Regions from separate parts of the Mus musculus genome. Here all the other regions are linked to region 3. Evidence: chromatin loops called from intact Hi-C (ENCODE). Cell type or tissue: left cerebral cortex. All regions are shown on one strand.

Evidence for each region. Hi-C counts contacts between places; a loop is a spot of excess contacts. Peaks named below come from ENCODE experiments on the same cell type or tissue, not always from the same donor. Only the 100,000 strongest peaks of a DNase experiment are listed, where the experiment ranks them.
Region 1: a loop joins it to region 3, with 2.1 times the contacts of the local background. A loop is called at or near these places in 3 of 42 quality-filtered maps.
Region 2: a loop joins it to region 3, with 2.2 times the contacts of the local background. A loop is called at or near these places in 4 of 42 quality-filtered maps.

The regions. Positions count from the first base shown.
Region 1 is chr13:45,746,682-45,754,681 of GRCm38, forward strand. All of the region lies in intron 4 of Atxn1 (ataxin 1), which reads right to left. Among named protein-coding and RNA genes, the nearest start is that of Atxn1, 210 kb to the right of the region's middle. In left cerebral cortex, a CTCF peak has its summit at 1,325; DNase peaks (open chromatin) are centred at 2,174, 4,241 and 4,700; H3K27ac peaks cover 387 bases.
Region 2 is chr13:45,880,948-45,888,947 of GRCm38, forward strand. The region is part of intron 2 of Atxn1 (ataxin 1); the gene reads right to left. Among named protein-coding and RNA genes, the nearest start is that of Atxn1, 80 kb to the right of the region's middle. In left cerebral cortex, no CTCF peak of the experiment used is centred here; DNase peaks (open chromatin) are centred at 4,188 and 5,113.
Region 3 is chr13:45,822,948-45,830,947 of GRCm38, forward strand. The region is part of intron 3 of Atxn1 (ataxin 1); the gene reads right to left. Among named protein-coding and RNA genes, the nearest start is that of Atxn1, 140 kb to the right of the region's middle. In left cerebral cortex, no CTCF peak of the experiment used is centred here; DNase peaks (open chromatin) are centred at 4,439, 4,834 and 6,596; H3K27ac peaks cover 467 bases.

The sequences.
Region 1 (8,000 bases), 76 kb before region 3:
CAGGACCACTCAGTTGGCAAATGACCCCATGCTCTGCAAACATGAGGACCTGAGTTCACCCAAGAACACATGTTTCTAGGTGTGGTGGCATGTGCTTGTAACACCAGCATTGGGGAGGCCAGGCAGGAGATTCCCTGGGGCTCACTGGGCCACCAGCTTAGCCACTCAAGAGTTTCAGGCCAAGGAAAGTCCATAGTCTCAAAAAATAAGATGGGTGGTACTCTGAGAAACAACACGAGATGGTGTCTTGAAATTGTTCTCTGACCACATCCATGCATACACACACACACAAGTGTGTGTGCATATATATATATATATATATATATATATATATATATATATACACACATATATGTGTATGTATATATATATGAACTTGTACATACATAGCACATGAATACATACATACATGCATTCACATACATACAAACATATATACACACATGAACACAATACACACATGTACACACATACAGAGTTACACAAATATACACATGCAAACACATATATACACATATTTACACACATAGACATACACATATATACACATGTACATACACAAATATGCATATATATACATACACTAATGTATATACATACATATGCACGTACACACACAGACACACATTCACACACATGTATACTTCCTGCAAAGAAATATGCCAACAATGCCAAGCCACACACCTTGCTGCTTCTGAAGTGTAAACCTAGCGTGGTTCACCAGGAGCTGCACACACTCTTCACAGCAATGGAGCATTTACTTAACACAGAGGGTTTGGAACTGAAAAGATGGCGAGTTAGAAATATGGGGCAAGCGGTGTGCACAGAGTGGAGCTATGGCTTCGGTTCTGCTCATCTCTTTCCTGTCCCGAGGCCACCACATCATTCCAGGCCAGGGGTTGGGCGGGGGAGAGGTAAGCAGGGAGGCCACTGTGGCTTGGTGCCTATTTCCTGAGGAACAGTCGTTTATGGTGCCCTTTGCCACATCTGGAAAGACAGCAACACTGGAACCTGACTAAGCTCGGACGCAGAAGCACTGTTTCTGTTCTCTTCGTTTGGGATGGGACAAGGCAACCCACCATACACCTGCTCACAGGAAAGCACAAAAGTCTGACATCACACCCTAAACCAAGGTCCTGTGAGCGTCACAGGACAGTACGCCAGGAGGGAAAAAATGATTGCTTACCTATGTGCTAATCTTCTAAATGGCCCTTGAATCACAGCCCTGTGATTGAAGGCCTAGGCATTGATGGTTAGTGTACTGGGCATCATGATTTCAGCTACTAGTTTTTAAGATTCTTACATTTGGAGTATTTGCTTGCCTGCAGTGTCCGAGGAGGTCATAAGGGGGCATTATATCTCCTGGAACTGGATTCACAGAAGGTTATGGGCTACCACATGGGTCATGGAAACTGAACCCAGGTCCTCTGTAAGAACAAGTACTCTTATCTGCGGAGCAATTTCTCCAGTCCCTATTTTATCTTAAACCTTGTCTTTTACATTATTTGCTTGCTTGCTTGTTTGTTTGTTTGTTTGTTTGTTTTGGTGGGGGCAGGCATGCTTCAACAGGCATGTGGAGGTCAGAGGACAATTCGTAGGGGGTGGTTTCTCTCCTTTCCTTGTGTATGTTCTACATTTTAAACTCAATTCATCAGGTTTGGTGCCAAGAGACTTCACCAGTTGAGCCATCTCTCTGACCCTCAACTATTTTCTCAAAACCCCCAAAGTCTGGCACAGTGAGGGCTCTCTAGAGTGTCTGCCTTCTCAAGCATTGCTAGCTAATGCTTTTAGAGCTTTGTCCTTGAGTTTAAGCTCGTTGCTGACCTCTGGGCTTGGGGCTAAACACCACTAACTCCTCAGAAGGTCACTAGAGACCCCGTGTGCTAGTCAGATCTGTGCTTAAAGCATCAAGAAGCTTTGGAATCAGAGAACTTGATTGTGGCATGTGAAATTGCACAGAAATTCTATTTTTCTGGGCGTGGCGGCTCACGCCTGTAATTTCTGGCACAGAGAAGGCTGTGGGGGCAGGGGTGGGGGTGGGGAGGATAGGAAGCTCAAAGCCAGACTGAGTTAAGAGCGAGACACTGTTATGGTTTGAGTGTGACACACCTCTCATGAGCTCATGGGTTGAAACACTGGTTTGAAGTGGGCGATGCTGCTTTGGAATGCTGTGGAGCTTTTTGGAGACTGATTCTCAATGATGGAAGTGGGCCACTGGGGGCAGGCCTTGTGATTCGTTGCCCAGTCCTACTTCTGGTCTGCTTCCTGCTTCTTGGTTGCAGACACAACTCGACCAACTGCTTCTATTACCATGCCCTTTCTGCATGATGATCTATATCCTTCCCTAACTCCTCCTACTGTAGGCTGCCTTTGTCAGCTGTTTTTATCACAGCAGCTAGAAAACTAACTAGTAAGGACCTTGTCCAGGCAGGGGCCAGGTGAGAGACAGGAACACCATATGAACAATTTCTTTTTTTCATTATCAAGTCTAGCACACAAAAAATGACTAGAGGCACAGAGGGCATTAGGGGCTTTAAGTCTTAGTACACCAGGCTGAGAGGGTCACAGAACAGCTTTGAGCCTTGCTTCCAAACCAAGAGAAACCAGAAGTCGTCGGCTTACTCCAACCTTTGGCCTTCTCTACCCTGTCTATCCCACACTCCTTCGTTCCTTGTCTTTCCTTGCCAGCAGGGATCAAGTGTGTTAGGAAGGCGGTGCCTTTGAGCCCTGAGGAATCTGACAATGGCCTTCCTCACACTGTTCCCACAGTAATCAGAGCCAGCTGTCCAGGCTGTGTCCAAGTTGTGTCTCAGGATCACACACAACAGGACCTCTGCTTGGGAACTTCAGCTCCAGACTGCCCCTCTCCCCCCGCTCCCCGGAACTTTTTCTTCAAGTCAGCACACTCCTGGCAACCCACGAGTGAGTCCGTGATCCTGGGGGCTTCATGTCTAGAGTATAGCCATAATCATTTGACAATTCCCCACTAACAATGGCTGGAAGATCTAGAGACTTTAAGATCTTTGAACCTATACACACAGCTCTCTGTAGTGCCATGGGGTCCCCATCATATGTAGACATGGGGTTTCCTCAAGCATTTTGTCACCTTCTATTACCATGGAAAAGCTAATGGGGCTTGGGTGAGGGTGACCATCTCAGAGGAGAGAGCAGAAAACTTGTAAGACACAGCCCTGTGCAGTCAGGATAATGAAGGGCTCCCTTTCGCCAGCAGCTGAACTATGCGGTCCTAATAAGGGAGGCTCCTTGAAAAGTGTTGCTTGTATTTTTAGCTTTTCTAAGGGAGGAAGGAGTTTTTGAATGGACAAAATGGAAAGGAATGTGGGGCAAGGGTGTGGGAGTGGGGTGGGGGGTGCTATGGAAACGGGGTGGTAAGATCAGGAAAAACTCAGCCTTAGTCAGGGACAGATAGGCAGCTTCCTCCTTTCTTGACAGATGAGCACAGCTGGACTTCCTGACTTGTGTGACATGATGCTGAGGTCTTCTGGTCCAGACACCAAGTGAAAAAGGAATTGGGGAAGGGAAATGCTTTATCTGAGAACAGGGCCAGTGTACACCACCTATGTGTAGCAATTGAACTTCCCCATTTTTGAGACAGGGTTTGACTGGGTAGCCCAGGTTAGTCTTGACTTCATTATGTAGCCCAAGAGGGCCTCAGACCCTAGCCTCAGCCTCTTGAGTGCTAGGATTACTTGAGTGAGCTACCACACCCAGTCTATTCCGGAGACAGCAAAGGAGGCCAGCCATAGAAAGAGCTTGACAACTGAGATTCATTTGATTGTGGCTCTAACTCTCCTATTCTCAAAGAAACACCCTGTCTAGACTAACAGACATCAGAAATCAATAACAGATGAATGGATTCCTCCTAAGCGACCTTATTATGTTCCTAGCGAAGTGAAGATGCCAGTCTAAGAAAAAAAAAGAAAAAGAAAAAAAAAAGATCCTAATGAGCTGAAGAATCCAATGTGTGTATTCCGCAACTCATGGGGACACATAATTGCTGGAACTCGGAGTTCAGATGCCATCAAGTCTGTAAGTACTTTTCTAAGACACAGCCCTATTTGCCTGCTAGCAAAATCGCAAGCTATGCAAGTAAACAGCCTTGTGGTGTGGTTAACACAGGCCCAGCATTGATGAGGGAACACAACAGATAGTTTCCCAACTCGGAAATAGGACTAAAGGACTGTGCTACCCGAGAAGAGTTGCTGTGTTTTGTTTAATGGAACTAAATTTATGCCCATTTACATTGGGAGCAGGTGGCACAGGGTAGCATAGAAAGGCCTGAAAATATTCCCACTTAGTGAATGCGGTTGTATGTATAATTAGCTGAGATTTATTTTAAAGCACTCTTATCTTCATGTTCTTTTGTGCAATTCAAACTGGTGAGGACTGAGGGGAGGCTTTTGAATTTATTATAAAAGTACAGCCATCCATCATATGATCTGCTAAGAAATAAAAAATGAGGCACGGTATTAGGAGGCCTCCTGGAGTATATTTATTAGGCTCAGACAGAAGGGAAGGGCTAGCTTCCTTTCAGAGGAATGAGTCACTTACTGAACAATAGAGTCAAAGGGAAGAGGAGCCAGGGAAGAATTGGAGGCGCATTTGAGAAACCTAGCATTAGTTCATAGGAAATTTCAAACAAAGCTTCACAATGGAAGGCCAAATATCCCTTACCCAGCATCAGGGAAGTGCTGACTCAGCATCAGGGGAGTGCTGACTCAGCATCAGTCAGTGAAGTGCTGACTCATGGCTGATCTTATACCTCCAAGTGAATTCCTGGCCCATTGCTGAATTCCTCAGCATTTCAGTAGGAAGCATACAATTGTAAACTCACTCAGCAGCCCGAGGTCTAACTCAGAGAACTCTAGGCTGAAGCCTGGCTGAGATTCAAATCTTCTCCTTAATGAGTTAGGGGCTCTCTTCCAAGTCTTCTCCAGGCACCCCTCATGCCTCTTTCACTTTTGGCCCTCCCTCTGGTCTTTGGAATTGGGCCGTGGTCCTCAGTATTGGTTCAGAAAATACATGTTATAGAGGATGGAAATCCTGAGTTTCGATCTTAACTTTGTCACTTCCCCCAACCCCTTTTGAGGTCTCCCTGTCTTGACTGCTAAACAAGGACATGGAATTCCTGGGACAAGACACAATTCCTTGTGACTTAGTTATAATAGTTGACCATCATCTTCTAGCAGATTTTCAAAAGTACTTTCATGGACTTCACAAAAAAATTCTCAGGAGCCATAAAAAACAAATAAACAAACAAACAAACAAACAAACAAAAAAACCAAAGAAATGAGATGCTTTCTGTGAGATAGGATGTCATATGTTAATGAGTCAGGGGCTCGCATAATTACATAACCTCTCTGATTACTTTGCATGATGAGTTTATTTTTCCCATCTAAACTAGAACCAACTACCTCAACATGTTACACTGAAAGTTTCTTTAAACAAAACAACAACAACAACAACAACAAAAACCCAACCTAAATGTTTTACATAATATAAATGAACATTCTCCAAAGAGAAGGAAGACAAGATCTTGCCTGATGGGATCCTTCAGAGAAACAACATGCAAACTACACACACACACACACACACACACACACACACACACACACACACACACACACAGAGAGAGAGAGAGAGAGAGAGAGAGAGAGAGAGAGAGAGAGAGAGAGAGAGAGAGATCCCTTCTCTCCTTACAGGCTTGCCATACTCCCCAGGAAAGCAGGCTTACAATAGATGCCAAATCTTCACAAGAAATGCCCAAGCCTGCAGAGAGAATCAGAAAATGAAGGGCTTTGCATAAGTGAGCTTTAAACCTCTGCTGTTCAACTGTCCTCCTTCCTTCCGTTCCTCAAACACTCAAAGGTGTAGTCTTAGGGGAAAGGATGGCAGAGTGAGGTAATTATAACATGAAGAAGCCCGGTTCTGAATAACCCCCAAGGCTTAAGATTAGACTTTAATGCATTTGCTTTCAGAAGCCAAACCACAGGAAGTATCATCTCTTGCAGTGTATGCTGCCAAGTCCTGCATACGATGTGCAGGAGCACCCATAAAGCCACGAGTCAGAGAGACAAAAGTTGGGTACAGAAAACTGGCCAGCCAACATGGGCTGATTTCCTGAGGTCATAATGAAAGGCCACAAACTAGGTGGTTTCAACAATGGAAGTGCATCGTCTAGTTGTCTTAGGAAATGGGGGTCTGTAATGAGGTCTCAGCAAGTCTTCTCATCATGTACTTTCTAGGAGCAAGAATACTGGGAGGCAGGCTGCCCCATGCCTCTTCCTAACTTCCACGGTCTTCTTGCCATCTCCAATATTCTGAGACTCAGGGCAACCTGATGTCTTCCTTCACAAATTGTCTCCTTTCATCAGAACAGGGGCCTCATGCTTACTTGCTCAGATGTGAACACTCTACTTCCAAAAAGACCTCATACATGGTACTAGGGATGTTGGGGGTGCTAGGGGTTAGGGATCTAACATTGTGTGGGGACATAGTTTAGCAAGTGACACTAGTTATTTCAGGAATAGAAAGCAAGGAAAGCCAGCTCCTATGGAGATGAATGTTATCTCATGGAACATGTCACCAATGCCCAAGGAATTCACCAGACCTCAGTGGTTGAACATCAAACCACAGGTAAGGACACACCTTAGTACATCATCCCCTGGCTTGATTGTGACATCAAGCTCATTTATATTGTGTCCCTCCTGGATTCCTTCTCAATTCTGGCCATGTAAATATCATGGATACATAGCAACATGGTTCCTTCCGAACCCGAACAGCCACCTGCTGCTTATATATCCTCATCGATGTTCAGTCCGCCTCATTCCTCTTGCTACTGTATCTTGTGGATTTAGGGGAAGAAAAAAATTTAAAAGTTCTTTTAGAAACAAGATTCAAAATATATTTCGACATTTATGTCTATGTTTGGGACAATTATTAGTCCACGGAAGAAACCATTGTCGTTATCACAAGCAGACAGATTTGTAGGCTTATTGAAACTTTCTTGTAGCCTAGGCTAGCTCTGAATCTTTACGCACCTGAGAGTAAACTTGAACTCTGATCCTCCTGCCTCTACCTCCTGTGTGCTAGATTACAGGCATAGCTCAACATGGTCAGCTTGTGAGGTGTTAGAAATCAAACGTAGGGCTTTGTGCACACTAAGCAAAGCACCCTACCAACTGAGCTACATCTCAAGCTTCATTAGCAGTTTAAAAATTTTTTTTCTTTAGGACTCATAACTGCAGAGTGAAAGTACTCAGCTATTCCAACAGACAGCAACATCACTGTTCTCCATTCACTGGAGAGGAAACAGAAGTTCAGAAAGGTTAGCTAAGTCAGACACAGCCATGCAACTACTAACTCCAGCCACAGAATATAGAGTAGCTCTTTGGATATCCAACTCTATACATTGTAATTTTATGATTGTATCACTACGTAGCCCAGGCTAACCTGAAATGCATGATCCTCCTGCTTCAATCTTTTGAGTTTTGGGATTCTGGATGTGTACCACCACACCTGACTTAAGGTTTCCATTTTAAGAAACTGCAACAGGAAGGGTGAGGGAAAGAAAAAAAATCAAACAGGATACAACTGGGCTGGAGAGGTATGCCAATGGTAGAGTACTTGCCAAATAGGATACAATCTGTTAGATCAACAAGCCAGACTAAAAGCATTTTTCTTCTTAACTATAATCAACAGGGGAGCAATAAAAAACCCCACATGTTTATATTTTACAATTAAATATATTTTTCAAAATGTCTTAAGTCTAGGTTTTATTCGTCCTTACAAAAATAGGGTGAGTTTTTCCCAGCCCCATTTTCAGGATGGTAAAATAGAAGGGAAACTCTGTAACATTCCTATATAAACTACTGAGTGGACAGTGGGGCTGGAGAAAGAACCATCTTGCCTTAATTTTAGACTTGGCATGAATTTCCAGAGAGAATAACCCAACACCCTGTCCTTGGAGACAAATAAAA
Region 2 (8,000 bases), 58 kb after region 3:
GGGAAGTGGGGAGAGAGCCGTGATCAAATCCAGGCCAGCCAGGGCTACACAGACAAAAACGATATACAAATGTCTGATCTGAACAGAACAGAGATCTGAAAAAACGAAAGGTCTCCATTACAACCAGTAACCATCACCGACCAGCTGCGGGCATCCCTTTCCCATGCACTGAAACATCTGCCAGAGCCTTGAGAGAAAGAAGGCAGAAACCCAAGGTAACAGCAGCAGAGTAAATCCCCAGCCTTCTGGGGTGGTAGCTGGTCCCTTCCAAGCAACCCTACGCCTGCTAACAACTGCATCTAAACACAGCTCATGGTGGGTCTGACATGAACCCCCCCCCTTTCTCCTTTGTAAGACCCTCATTTTTCAGCTCCAAGATGAGAAAAATAATGTATTATATAGTTGAGGGTTTCCCACCTGAGGGAATAAAGAATGTTAATAGAGTGGGAGGAAAAGGAAGCCATTGAGACAGCTTGCTGGGTAAAAGCATTTGCCACTCAAGCCTGGACACCCAGGGTCAATCCCTGGAATCCATATAAAAGGGAAAGTAAAGATCCAAGTCTTCCGTGCTGTTGTCCGACCTCCAGAGGAGCAAGCTGTGACATGTGCACTCGAGCGCGCGCGCACACGCGCGCACACACACACACACACACACACACACACACACACACACACACGTTCTCTTAAAATTAAAAAAATTTAAAAGAACACAACATTATTTTCATTTCTTTCATCAGAATTTTAAGCTAACTCATACACTGCCTATGAGACACAAGTCGTTTTGTTGAAGATGATTTGCAAGGATTCAGTTAGTCAAAACCTCCAGAGAGGAAATGGGAAACAATGGCCCACCAGGAATATATCAAAGTCTTCTTGTGTACTGTAAAGTGTTAACCCGGGGAAGAGCCTGTTGGGGGGCATCTTAAAGTCTTTTTCATGGCATGAATGCTACATCTTGGTTTGTTGATCCTCTCTTCCCTACTTCCATTCATAGACTTTTTTTTTTTTTGAGTTGTATATTTTAGCTGAACTTGAAGTGACATTTAATTTTAGGAGGTTGCCAGCCTGGATCAGAAGAGCCTCGAAGATTGAGCTCAGAGCGGCATTGGCACAGAGAGTTGAACATCAAAAGCAAGAAGCCAATGAGACCAACTTTCCAAAATGTGAAGAGAAAGAATCTTTTGCTTTCTTAGAAGAATAAGAGGAAGTGGAGGAGGAGGAAGAGGGGGAGGAAGAGGAGGAGAAGAGACAAGGAGGGAGAAGAGGAGGAGAAGAGACGAGGAGGAGGAAGAGAAGGAGGAGGAGAAAGGAGGAGGAAGAAGAAGATACGGAGAAGGAGAAAGAAGGAGGAGGAGAAGGAGGAGGACGAGCAGGAGGAAGAGGAGGAAGAGGAAGAGGAGGAAGTTGTTACTTGCTGAAGGGTATTGCCTTTATAACATAGTCAGTTTTTCCCTGTAGCACACTGATCTAGTTGATCTGTGTCAGTCAGGCTTACAGAACGATCTGCATTTCTTCACCTTGGACTAGGTCTGGGTATAGGGAGAGGAGAGGAGGGATGGAATAGGGAAAGGGGAGGGAATGGAGAAAGATGGATTGGGGGGGGGGGTAAAAAAGAGATCTTCCTTTCCCGCTGCCCAGTGCACAGAAGCATCCCACACAGCTGCTAGCCTTGAGCCTTTCTCTATTGACTGCCTCACAAAGCTATTTGTGGCAGCAAGGAGAAAGGGCAGTTTCTCAGCTTGGGTGCCTTTCAGGTTATTTCAACTTTCCACCTCTGTTAACTTCCCTGCGGGAACTTTTGGCCCAAAGCCCTTCTTCATGTTCACAGGGCAGAGATGCTCAGAAGAAAACTGTCTGACTCCCTCTGAAAGAGCTGAAGTCCTGGGTGTCCTCTGTCCTCCACATTTTGGAGATTGTAGCGGAGGGGCTTAGGGAGCCACCTGAGAACGTTTCCTGACACACAGATGCCTGAATTTCAGCTCAGGATAAATCAACCTTTCCCACACGAGGTTGAACACAAGGCAGGGCTCTGTCTGAGTTTCTGAACCCCATTCTAGTACAAACATGTTTGGCAATTAGTGCCCAAAGGCTCACCAGTGTTCTCTGCTTGGCAGACGGCTCTGCTGTCACCACGGGTATTACCAGCTCAGGATTCCCACCACTTCCCCTTCATCCTCTGCTCTGTTCTCCTTTCCACTGAGATGTTATGTGGGCCTGAGCACCAGGATGCTAGGGAGCTGTTAGTGTTTCTGCCAAAGGCAAGGGTCATGCTTCAGGCCCCTCCTTTGGCTGGTGACAAAAAAAAAAAGTCACTTCTTTCATCATTTGTTTGGTATTCAGAGGCAAGCCACAGAGCCAGTGGGTCCAGCCACAGATCATAGCTTGAAGGTAAAAGGACTGTGACAAACATCCCTTGAGTATAGCAAAGACTTCTAGCTCCTCCCAGGGACGGAGGGGAGGGGAGGAAGGGAGGGAGTGAAGGTAAGGAAGGATGGTTGATTTTGCAAGTTTCAAGTTCATTCCTTGGTACTTTTTAGGCTTGACTGGCTGGGGACAGGCAGTAGCCCACAGGGAAGGTCACCCCACTGAGCCCTTCCCTTTTAAAGCTGTCTATATTGGTTTCCATATGCAAGACCTTGCCCTTACTATATCACTCCCTACTGACCAAGGAGGACTTTCTACAAGAAACTTAAGGTACATCATGACTTTCATGACATCCCAGGAATAAGCATGCCTAAGAGCTTCCTATCAATAAACAGTGAGCATCCTTTATTCCAAACATTTGGGACCAGGAGTGCTTCCGACTTTTTTTTTTCCAGTTTCCAGTTACTTTGCACATGTATGATGAGGTAGGTTGCAGTTAGGACTCAGGTCTAACAGTGAAATTCTTTTGGTTTGCATGCACGTGTCACCCAGACAACCTAAAGTTCACACAGTAAAATCTCTCGAGGGCACCAGTGCTCTGAAACTCCCATCACTCATCAGTGGAATTTTCCACTTGTGTCACGTTGGTGCTCAGAACGTTCCAGATTGGGCAGTATTTTACATTTGATGATTTGGAATTCAGGGAGGCTCAGCTTATACTGATTCCCCGCCTCTACACGCCACCCCCCCCACCCTGCTCAAGCCCTAAGCGGATTCCAGGGAGGCCTTTTGGAAGACACTGAGCATGCTAGGGGTTTCTGAAGCCACAGATGAGAACCCGATGGTAAAAGCCTGCTTCCTCCTTTTCCGGATGCTGAGAGAACTTAAGACTTCGGTCCAAAGCCACCTGGTTGTAGTCCTGTGATTTACCACAGCCCTGGGGCAAACCAGTAGCCTTCTTCACCTGTTTGCTACTGAGAATTGGGAGGGTGGGGGTGGCATAATTTAATCTCTGACAACACAGAGAATGTCTCCTTAAGGAGTCTGAAATTAAATCTTTATGAATTTATTATATTACCTGCACATCTCAGATGAAGCATCACTGTCCCTAAATCACTCATGGGTATATTTGTAAAGAATCTTTTAATATCTTTATCTATTCCTCTGATAGTTTAAGAGTGACAAAGATATAGCAGAAAATAAACTAGAAACATCATTGAATAACATTTGTCTTAGGAAAACAAAATAAAAGAAATAGTCAATGAATTATACATGTCTACCATGTTTACAAATTTCATATGTACACACACACACACACACACACACACACACACACACACACACACGCTTCAACCTCTGGCCCCCAAATTGCTAATTTTTGTGTGAAAAAGATTGTAAGTTGCATTCCCTGTTAGTTAATCAATGAATTACACATGCCTAGAATGTCTACAAATTACACATGCATACACACACACACACACACACACACACTTCAATTTCTGGCCCCAAGAGTGCTAGTTTTCGTGTGGGAAAGATTGTAATTTGCATTCCTTGTTAGATCAGGCAAATTTGTGGGTATGCTGTAATTTTGGGGGGTGGGGTGCAGGGTGGGACTAGTCCTCCATTCGACCATGACTGTCACTTATACGCTGTTTCACTATGCATACTGATAATACAGTCATGTACCTCCATGCCATTGAGGATCTAACATCAAGGTTTCTGCTCACAGCTCACTGATCACCCCAGCCCCCACACCCCAGCCTCAGCATGCTGGGTTTTTCCTTGCTGGGGAGGAACAAGGGATGAGTAACTTGTAAGGACACCTTAGGTGGTTCCCCCACCCACAGACCACGAGGCATCGTGTGCATTTTGAAAGGAACGCACAATATTGCCACTGCACCCACGCCACACACACACACACACACACACACACACACACACACACACACACACGAGCAACACTGAACATCTTTCTTATAGAAAACCCAGTTATACTCCCTGAGAGGAGATACTATTTACTTTTTTTTTTCTCCTGACCTATGGAGGAGAGAGCTTGTTAAACTGAATTGATGGAGCTTGTATTCAATGCTTACAGGTCATAAGAAAGAGGTTGACACCTACTCCGGGGTCAAGAACCTGAGCAGAAATAAGTTGTCCTTCAGTCTTTACACTGTAATCATGGAAGCATCAGATCCAGGAAAAATATGACTCACAAGACGGTGGTATTTAATTTCCCAACAAATGATTTTTAAGGCAGGAAGAATTCATATTATTTATTTTACCATACATTTGCTTATTATCCTTCTTGTACACATAAGCTTCTTGTTTGTTTCAGATTTAGATAGAGCCCGGGCAGGCCTGGAATTCGAATATTGGAATTTACCCTCTGAGGTCTCAGCCTTTGCCTCCTGAGGGCCAGGAATAAAGATCTTTGCCACTGCCCCTGGCTACACAAGGAAGAACATTTCCTGGGACCAAAAAAAAAAAAAAAAAAAAAAAAAAAAACCCTAAGTAATGTATGCAATTTCACACACTTAAAAAATTAATAAATGAAATATCCTCTTGGACAATCATATTTAAGATATTGTGACTACTCTCAGTCCCCACAACCTTATGGTGTCTTCCTCCCACCCTCCCACCTCCGTCAATACTGTCTCCCCTACTGATTCTTTTTCTAGTCTTCATGTCCATTTGCTTTGTTTTGTAGTGTACCATATTTAACCAAGGCCATCTGTGAGACAATAAACACATTTGTACTCGGTGGGCTCACGCGTGGGTAGACATTTTGATGACAGTGATGCATGCCTCTCTCTCCCAGTTCAGTCAGTAGCTACTTTTTCAGCAGGGCTTCCCAACCCATGGCTGATTGTTGACAGGGCCAGTCTTGTGCAAGACAATCCAAAACATCCTGATGTGTAGGTTATTTTATTAAAATGATCAGGGTGTTTTAAAGTGTTTTTGAGTTTTTATTTTTATTTTTTGAAAGAGGAAATTGTTGGAATGGTAATTTACATGTCTGAACAGTCATAAAATTTCCTAGAACTCAAAGACAGAAATAGCAGCTCAATCAATACATGTGAAATATAAACCGTGCTTGGCAGAATTAAGACATGTATGGAGGCCCTCTGTGTTCCATAACCATGGCTACAATGTTGACATTGGGGTGATTGGAAAATCAGTGCTGATAATCCTTCCTTACTTGATTATAAACTCCTTAAGGGAGGATTTTGTGTTAGCCTTTGTTTGTCTTTTTTTTGAATTTTTTTTGTTTGGTTCTACTTATTTTTAACATAGTTGAAATAGAATTATTTCACTCTTCTTCCTCCACTTCCCTGTCCTGTCCTGAGTAATTTAGTTTATGTGTATGAATGTTTTACCAGCATATATTCACGTGTTTCACATGCATGCACCCACAGAGATCAGAAGAAGGTATCGGATCCCCTAGAATCAGAGTCATAGACAGCTGGGAGCCATTCCTCGAGTTCTGGAAATCAAACCCTTGCCCTCTGCAAGAGCAACAAGTCCTGGTAACCACTAAGCCATTTCCCTCTTTCTGAAATCCCCATGTTTAAAACAATCCGCCAACCATGCATTTAAAGTCACACAAGACCTGAAAACTCCAAATAATCACTTGAATGACATTGTTTCTCTACGCCGAGTCTCTCAGGGAATAGTGGTACAAAGCAATACATCTCCAGAAACACCTTGTCCCAGAAAATATATAATCACACTAAAACTTATGAGTCCAAGAAAAGCAGCCAGTTTCTGTCGGTGTCTCTGTGGGTTCTCATGGATTTTGCATGTGGACACCAGGCACGAAACTTGGATGTCACTACTCAAAAGCCAGCCCCTCTTGTCATTTTGAGACAGGGTTTTTCACTGACCTTGTAACTCACCACATAGCTGGCCCTGGGGATCTTTCTTTCTCTGCCTCTCCAAGTGCTGTGATTTGAAGTGTGCTCTACCACACCTGACTTTTCTGTATCCGTTCTGGAGGTCAAACTCGGGCCCTCACCTCACAAACATTACCAGGGTTATCTTGAAATAAGACAGTAACACAAGGGATTACTTAGAACATACTGTGTGGAATTCCCTGACTTAAGAGCCACTAAATATCATACTCTTAGCTAGAAACAGAAAAGTTTAAATACTATGCTTGGTTGAGGAGCCAATTTTTCCACCAGGCAGGAAGGAAAGGTTGTATTGTTTGGGAGATTTTTTTTTTAATGTCCTCAAATAGTTAAAGACAGTCACTACAGATATTTTTAAAAACAGAGTTGTTGGTTTTTTTTTTTTTAAGTTATAAATAAAGTCACTCAAATAAACAAGAAAATAGTTACTGAGAACCTCCTGTGTGGCCTGGGTGAGGTTTCTTAGTCTCATGAACTTTCTGTATATTTACAAAAGTATTTAACGTCACAGAGTGTTTCAATAAATAATGCAGTCTCCCAAAATTTCCACAGTGCTGTGATTCTATGTAGTTTCTATGATACTCTAAACCTTGGGTGGGATACAGGCTTAACACAGACAGTCAGGGTGTGCTACCCGGCTTGCTGGGAGGATGCAAGATGGATTCGAATCCCGAAAAGAGAAGCATCAAGCTATTGGCATAGAATTACAATGAGGAAACCATGCTGCCTGCTATATGAGAAGCATTCAATGAATAGACCATCTCCACTCACAAAGGCACGACGTCTTTTCCAGGCCTACAAAATTAAACTTTATTTCCATTTTTTTTTACAAAGAACGTGTGTGTGTGTGTGTGTGTGTGTGTGTGTGTGTGCGCGCACGCGTGCGCGCGTGTGTGTCTGTGTCTGTGTGTCTGTCTGTGTCTCTCTCTGTCTCTGTCTCTCTCTCTGATGTATAGGTCAAGTATGCACACCTGTGGAGACTAGACATTGAAAACCACGGAATTCCTAGATGGCTCTCTATCTTATTCTTTGAGCTAGGGTCTAGCAGTTGAAGCCGGATCTCCTATACTTCCACTCTAACTAGCCAGCTTGCTCCAGGGACCACCCCTCCCACCCCACTCCACCCCTGCTTTCCAAGTGTTGGAATCACCCACAGGCTGCTCACTCATCAGGTGTGTAGTTGGGTCTAGGTGTCAGAACACTGGTCCCCAGCCTTACAGAGCCAGCACACTATATCCATTTGGCTATCTGTCCCCCACCCCTTCAACTTGCTATTTTCATAATGAGAGAATCTTCCTAAGGTTCTAAGCTGAGTGACAGGGTGGTGACAAGATGAGCCGGATGGTCTCTGGAATGCCCATGCATCTTCTAGCACCCTTGCACATACATCCAAAACTTACCAGTGCAATTAAAAATATATTAAGAACCAGGAGAAATGTACTTGAGAATTCTATGGCATTACTTACATTGCTTTCAATTCGTTGGGACAAGCCTGACTTTCATTAGCATGAAATGAAGCAACATACGTGTAGAAAAGGAACTCATAAAGATTTATGTAGAGAGACTAAATTCAAGGTGGTTGTACAAAATAAACTCAGAAATGGCACACAAAGAGAAAGCAAAAAATAATAACTCTATGAATCAGCATTTTTCTACAGGCAGCCTGAAATAAAAGAAAAACACACACATGCGTGCGTGTACATGCACGCACATATACACAGAGAG
Region 3 (8,000 bases):
GTATAGTATCCTTTTATTTGATTGTATATCATAATGTGCTTTTTAATATGTTTGTGTGATATATATATATATATATATATATATATATCACTGAACAATAGTTTGGTCAAACATACATATACATATACACATATAGATACAAGCATGCCATAGCATAGAGGACAATTTGTTGCAAGCGGCTCTCTTTTTCTCCCGAGTGAGACCCAGAGACTGAATACTGGTCTTCAATTTCGTAGCCTTACTTTCTGAGCCATCCCAAGGCCACATGCTTGTCTTCTGTTTACTCTGCTAAACACTCAGCTTGGCTCTGAATTTTGAAATCATTAACATAGTTAAGATTGTAATGAACACCCTCCATGGCTTATAGCACACACACATAGTGGTTTTTCAATGGGAAATTCTACAAGGAAAGCTGTATAATTAAAATGCATATGTGCACGCTTATATTTCCTGGAAAATGCCCACTTTCCTAAATAACTACACCAACGAATACCTTTCCCAGAAGCAATGAGACATAAATTGCCACTTTTCTTCCTTTTTAAAGATGACTGTTTCCCACGTTTATCTGCTTTGAATTTTTGAGACAGGATCTTTCAGCCTAGGCTTCCTGCCTCTACCTTCCAAACCCTGAATGACAGGTGTGGTTCACCATGCCTGTACCATACCTGTGGTCATTTTTCATAAAGAGATCTGTTTATTTTATGGGAATCACAGACCTCAAATAACTCATGTACCAGCATGGCCAATAGCTCTGTCAAATCATGTAGGAGGTGCAGAGGTTCTGTGTTCATAAATAAACTCTAAGGGAACCAGGAATGCTAACACACAGACTGTCACATCAAAGGGAGAGATGTATAACCTATTTTCTGCTTAGGAGGCTGGAAGCAGATATGGTTAATTAGCCTGGTGACCCTTATGCTATCTGTGTGGCCAGGCTATGCTGGATCCTCCCTCCGACTCTCGTCTTGAGTTTGTTTTTCTCAATCTTTAGAGCCCACCTTTCTAGACGATGTTACTTGCACTTTATAAGGAATTTCAACATAGTCATATCTTAAGCTTTGTGGTGCACATGGGACTGAGTTAATTATTGCCAGGAAATTATTTTTCCAAATTGTCCTGTGCTTAAATATGCCTATTGGAGGTCAGCGTCTTGAAGTCTGCACCAATACCAGCTACCGAGCCACGCTGAATCTAATTGCCTTCTTGATCCTCGATGATCAACAGTTTGCTGGCTGTGGTGTTTGCAGAGACCCCTGCAAATTCAAATCCTGTCCTTGCATATGGGTCCTCAGAGCTCACTGGTCAGCCAGGCCAGAGGTCACTTGACATTAGCCAATAGTCTCCACAGCATATATGGGCACACGTTCCTATGCACATGCTGACACTACACACACACCATATGCACCATCAAGTCACTCCTGGCCGCAGGAAATTCATTTCTGTTGATTCTCTAGCATACATATCAGAACAAGTTGTGAGCAGCAACACCGTCACAAGAACAAGAGGCGATTACATATCGCTGGCTGTGGGGAGGAAGATGGCATCGCTTAAATGAAAAGAAACATGTAAATCAAACATTGTGGGCCTCCCTCCGAATTGATTAGAATAATGTGAGCATAGTCTGGTCACTTCCCAACCTTCTGCTCTTGTTTACTTCCTAGCATTTTTCTAACTGGACTTGACAGATAGTAATCACATATTCAGGAGGCAGGGAGAGGGTTCACAGGATAAAACTGTTTGCTGAGCCAGCACGAGCACTGGAGTTAAAATCCTCAGCATCCACATATGAAGTCAGATGCGCTCCTCTGCACACCTGCAACTGTAGCCCTTCAGGAAATCACCGAGGAGGGTTGGCCATCCGCCTACGTGCAGGTTCAATGAGAACCTCTGTCTGAAGGCAATAAGGTTCAGAGTGATAGAGCAGGGCACCTGGCGTCCTTCTCCGGCTTCTGTGAACCTACATACACACCTGAAATCACCACACACACATACACACCCTACATACACACACCATATGAATATTCACACCTCACATACATACATACATCACACACACATACACACACCACACATCTCATACATGTACACATTTACATTATTCAACACATCAAATATACAGAATATATATATATATATATATATATATATATATATATCACCATATATTCATACCACATGTATGTATAATATGGACATGCCCCACACATACATACACTATATAAGCACACACACACACACACACTGTAGTGGCCATTCCTGGTTGTCAACTTGACTATATCTGGAATGAACTACAATCCAGAATTGTAAAGCTCACCTGTGATCCTAATCTGGAGGCTTGGGAGATACAAGTTTCTGACCTGGATCTTGGCATGGAGATCTTGCAGCATAGTGGCTATGAATTCCAGAAGATTAAGACAGGAGATCTCTGAGTTCAAGGTCATCTAGGATTAAAGGTGTGGTGGCAACACCTTTAATCTGGGCCACATCTTCTGCTGGAGACCTACATAAGGACATTGGAAGAAGGAAGATTGACTCTCTCCCTTCTTTGCCTGCTTGCCTTGTGGGACTGAGCAACTGCTCCATCCTTGGACTTCCATTCACAGCTGCTGCTGACCGTTGTTGGGGGTTGGACTACAGACTGTAAGTCATCAACAAATTCCCTTACTATATGGAGACTACCCATAAGTTCTGTGACTCTAGAGAACCCTGACGAATACACACACACACACACACACACACACACACACACACACACAGAGAGAGAGAGAGAGAGACAGACAGACAGACAGACACACAGAGAGAGGCACACACCATGCACCAAACATACACATTAAACAGTTTAAATAAAGAAAGAAATAAACGTGTATATTTTTGGAGACTACAGAAAAGAAACTAAAATTACTAAAAACAAAAACAAAAATAAAAAAACAATTTACTTTTAGGGATTTATAGGTTATCTCCTAATGAAGCTATTACCAAAAATACACTAGCTAAGAAAAACAAGCCAGTATGAAATGACAATACTATTTGATTTGCATTGATTTTTTAAACATTTATTTACAGTTATTTCTTGTGTATGTGTCCATGCACAGATGTTTAGGTCAAAGGCCAGTTTGCAGGAGTGGGCTCTCTCCTTCCACCAGGTGGATTCCAGTTGTCATCCTGAGATCAAGCACCTTTATGCTCAGCCATGTCTCAGGCCATTTGATTGGCTCCTTTAAGGGGTTAATATCACAGAGCAGAAAGTTAAGTAGTAGTAGCCAGGGATGGAGCAGGGTGCAGAAGAATTGTTATCTAAAATATAGTTTGATTTAGCACAATTAAAATGGTTCTTGTCTTACTTTCTTTTCCTGTCAATTTGATAAAACACACTGACATATGCAACTTATGGGAGAGAAGGCTTATCCTGGTCATAGTTCAAGGTACAATCTATCACAGTAGGGGATTCCTGACAGCAAAAGCTTGAAGTAGCTGGTCATATAGATCCACAGTAAGGAAGCAGAGAGCGATAAATGCTTGAACTCAACTTATTGTCCTATTTGTAGACATTCAAGTTCCTAGCCTAGGGAATGGTGCCACCCACAGTGGAAAGGCCTTCTCTGTTTGATTAGCCTAATGGAGGTAATACCCCCACAGGCATACATTAAGCCCATCTCCCCTGTGAGTCTAGATCTCATCAAGCTGGCATACGCATCAGCCATCACGGATCGGGAGATGGTGGTGGTCGTGGCCGCACAGCAATCTGGTTGCTTTTATATCACCAAATAGTTTAAAGTCAGACAGAAGGGTAGAGTCCATGGCGTTTATATATCATCCAAATGTAGAAGCCACTGTTTTGTGTCAGTATGAAGTCATACTCCGGCAGAGACCTGTCTTCACGTCATATAGATCCCGCACCACAGCTTGAGCAGGGCAGAGTCTTTATTTTTATGACAATCGTGACCCTTGATCCACAAACACTTTAGCAGTGTAAGCAGTGGGTAAGACTACAAGAACCAAGAAAGCTGAAAGTCACCATTCACATGTTGACCTTGACAGAAAGACTGCAAAAACAAGGGCTTAAACTCAACACAATCTGCCACCAATTCAGAACGAGCTACTGCCGTGTACCCTAAGGGACTGGGGCGCATTCACCGTTGAACTTGAACTGAATTTTTTTGACTCCTGTATATTTAAATTCCCATCAACACTGGGACTGCCAACTCCACTTCTGCTGCTGATCACAGAACTCATCTCTTATCATCTGGCAGAACCGCTCCCATGAAAACGCTCGAGTTTTGAACATCCTGAGGTGCTGAGGACACTTTGAAAAAAACGTTAAACAATAAAAACTGTCAGCAATTACTGGAAATGGAAAGCCAGCCAAGCCTCTTTGATGGAATTTTTTTTTTTAATGCCTGGAACAACCTTCCCACACCCACTCCCACATCTATCACACAAGTGCACTTCTCCTTTCACAGTTCACCTTAAGTCACTTCTCAGTGACTCTATAATGAAGGCAGAGGAGAGGCAGTGTGAGGGAAACAAAGAGTACTCGCCACCCCACCCCAACCCCCAGAGCAAGGCTTGGGGTTGCCCAGAGCCCCAACCTAATTATTATATTCATGCTACATTTTTTTCCATTCTGCTCAATGAGCTAGTGTTTTCCAGTGCACATCTCTATATTAACCTGTGTGTGCAATACCCATCTTCACTCTGAGAATCCTCAGTGGCTCCAGGATAACTGGCTGCTCTGAATGGGCTAGAGACTCTGGGACCATGCTGAGTCAGCCAGGCCAAGTGTGACTCACAGTGCTCCTGCTGAGAAGCTAAGAATCTCCTTCTTGGAGAGGCAAGGGGTTTGTCACAGAGAAGGAGCCACACACCCAGCAAGCCTTTCCATCCGGCAAACGTAATTCAGCAAATATTTGCCAAAGACCTACTAAATGCCAGGCGGGCATAATGCCAGAAATTGGGGACAAAAATATGCCTAAGACGTGGACCCAGGGAAGAAACAGCTGGTGCTTCCTATAGCAACCACATTCTCAAGGAGTCATCAGAACACTACTAGGGGGGGTAAAAATAGCAGCTTTGCCCTCAAAAAAAAAAAAAAAAAAAAAAAAAAAGAGAGAGAGAAAAACTAAAATAAAAAATAAAAATGCCAAGTACACATACGTCAGCCAGTTCCCAAGCAAACATTACACACTGGAAGGACAGATTTACAAGCCTGGTGTCGTCTTTGCAGACTTTCCTCTTCAGAACTCCAGTTATCACATACTCCAGACACATAAGTGTCCCAATGTCCCCTAAGCAACAAAAACCAACTCACACCGACGTGAATGCAAGCCTCAAGGATCTACTACCACGAACCTGGAGCTCACTCATATGCTATGCTCCACAAACCTGGCAAGAAGCAACTCTTCATTTGCAGAGGTTAACCCCCCCCCCCCCCAGTGCCTGGCACGAGGCTCAGCCTATGACAAGCAGTTAAAAACATTTTCGGCACTAGAATCATGATTTAGCCACCTGCATATTACTGTAAAAATTAACAGTTAAAGAGTCTGTTGTAGCTCATCTGAAGCAACAATAGCACCTATAAAACCCTCACTCCTGGTCCCTCGACACCCGAACATTCCCTCCTCCTTTGGGATCTGAGGAAGACAGATTCTGGCCCCTTTGCTTGATGGAGACTAAAACCACAGGTGTCCAGATCTTTTCTGTTAAAATGACAGGATTTGCAGTGAACCTACATACTCGTGGGCTGGAGAGATGGCACAGTGGTTAGTTAAGAGCGTTCCCTGCTCTTTCAGAAAGGACTCAGGTTCTCAGTACCTACACAGCAGCTAACAACTATCTGTAACTCTAGCTTAGGGCATCCAGAACCTCTTCTGACTTCTGTGAATTCCTGTGCACTTGTGGCACACATCCAAATACTCAGACATCTCCATATACACATGTAAAATACACATGTAAATAAGTACCTTTTAAAAAAATATGACGAACTATTTTTAAACCTCAGTTAGTTGAATCAGCATATGCAAGACCAAAACAGAGAGAGCTTTCAAGAGGGAGATAAGGTAAACTGAGGTTGTATGGGTGGTCCCTAACCCAGTATGAGTGTCCTTGTAAGAAGAGATTAGGGATAAAACACCTGAGAAGATGACATGAAGACTCAAGAAGAATTCAGTCCACAAGCCAAATTAAATATCCCAGAAGAACCTGGCTCGGCTGACCTTTTACCTCAGACACCTCACCTACACAGTCACAGGAAACAAATGTCTCTCTTTCCAGCCAGCCAGCCTTGGGGCATCTTGTTACAGTAGCCCTAGAAAACTGACACAGAAAGCCAACAAGGCCTTATTGAGGACTGAGGTCTGGACTGGGAGATGCTCAGTGTCAGAAAGTCAGAGTGGAGCAACAGAAAGCTGGGCAAGAAAGAGTGAGGAGATATTTGCCCACTTTTGGTCCCATTCTGACATCTTGGTTAAGCCGGTTCTTCCCTTTTCTCCTTTAAACGCAGACATTTGGATCATAAGAACGCCCAGGGCCAGGGGACCAGGAGCTTTATACCACTCTCCATAATGAGCTCATGGCTTCCTTGGGAAACAGCTGCTTTTCTCTGGCTACAATGAGTCATCACAGGAGGCTCCTCAAGTTTCCCATGAACACCCTCCAACGTCCTACGGAAGATAGGATCTTCCATTGGCATCTCCTGCCATAAGGACGTGTGCCCCACAACTCAGCTCCACCAGACTATCACACACTGAGGGACTTCACCTTGTGGGCAGCAAGCCAAGCATGCTAAAGAACAAACAAGAACAACCCGGCAATTGATTCCGTGTGTGGTGTGATCTCAGCACCCTCCAACCAGAAAGGGGCCACTCCAGAGGCCAGCAAAGAGAAATAACAGCAGTCACACATTAGGCACCTTAGTGTTTTCTCCAGCAATATTAGCACTAATGATTACAAAACCTCCAACACTAGCCCAAATAAAGATAATTCTTAGTCCAACCTCTGTAGGGATGGATGCACAGTCCACTAGATTCAGCCTTTGTTAGTCTGGACACTGTCTATGTGCTTGCTCTAGTCTGGATCTAGAATGTTGCCCCAAAGATCCACATCTTGGCTTTGTCATGAACACTTTGGCAAAGTTATAGAAGAGATGGGGCAAGCTTCAAGTTCCTCGGGCCATTTGGGTCATGCCTGGGAAAAAGAGTGTGGAACTGCAGCCTCCTCTTTCTTTTCTTTTTTCTTTTCTTTTCTTTCCTTTCTTTCTTTTCCTTCCTTTTCCTTCCTTTCCCTTTCTTTTCTTTCTTTCCTTTCCTTTCCTTTCTTTCCTTTCTTTCCTTTCCTTTCTTTCCTTTCCTTCCTTTCTTCCTTCCTTCCTTCCTTCCTTCCTTCCTTCCTTCCTTCCTTCCTTCCTTCCTTCCTGTCCTTACTAGCCATAAGGTGAGCAGATCTTGTTCCACACATGCCCCTGCCATGATACACTGCCTTGATACACAGTCCCAAAAGCAATGGGGACACTGATTACAGATGACAACCTCTGGAACGATGAGCCAACCCTTCCTCTTTAAAAGTCGATTCTCTCATTGTTTTTTTTTTTTTTCCTAGTAGTGAAAACTAATTAACACATGACCCCAACACCTAAGGTGCTAGACATTTTTAGATTTGATTTGTGAGACTGCCTGTTCACTTTGTCACCGTTATACATAACCTGAGGTGCAACTACTCCCTTTCCTAAAATTCATGGGCCACCACTGGGCACTGACCAGTGTCCCTCAGAAGCTGATCAAGTAGGATTCATGGACTGACACAAAGAAGTGCATGCTCATTGGTAAAAACATATTTTAAAAACAGAAATATAAGATTGTCTTTACTTAATTCACACATTGTTTCAGCCAGGCCTAGTAGCCTAGAGTCATAATTATCCATTACACACGTAGCTAAGTAAGTCACAAACCCAAGGCAAGGCCTGGATCACAGAGTCACTTTGGAGCCACATCAGGTGACTTCTGTGA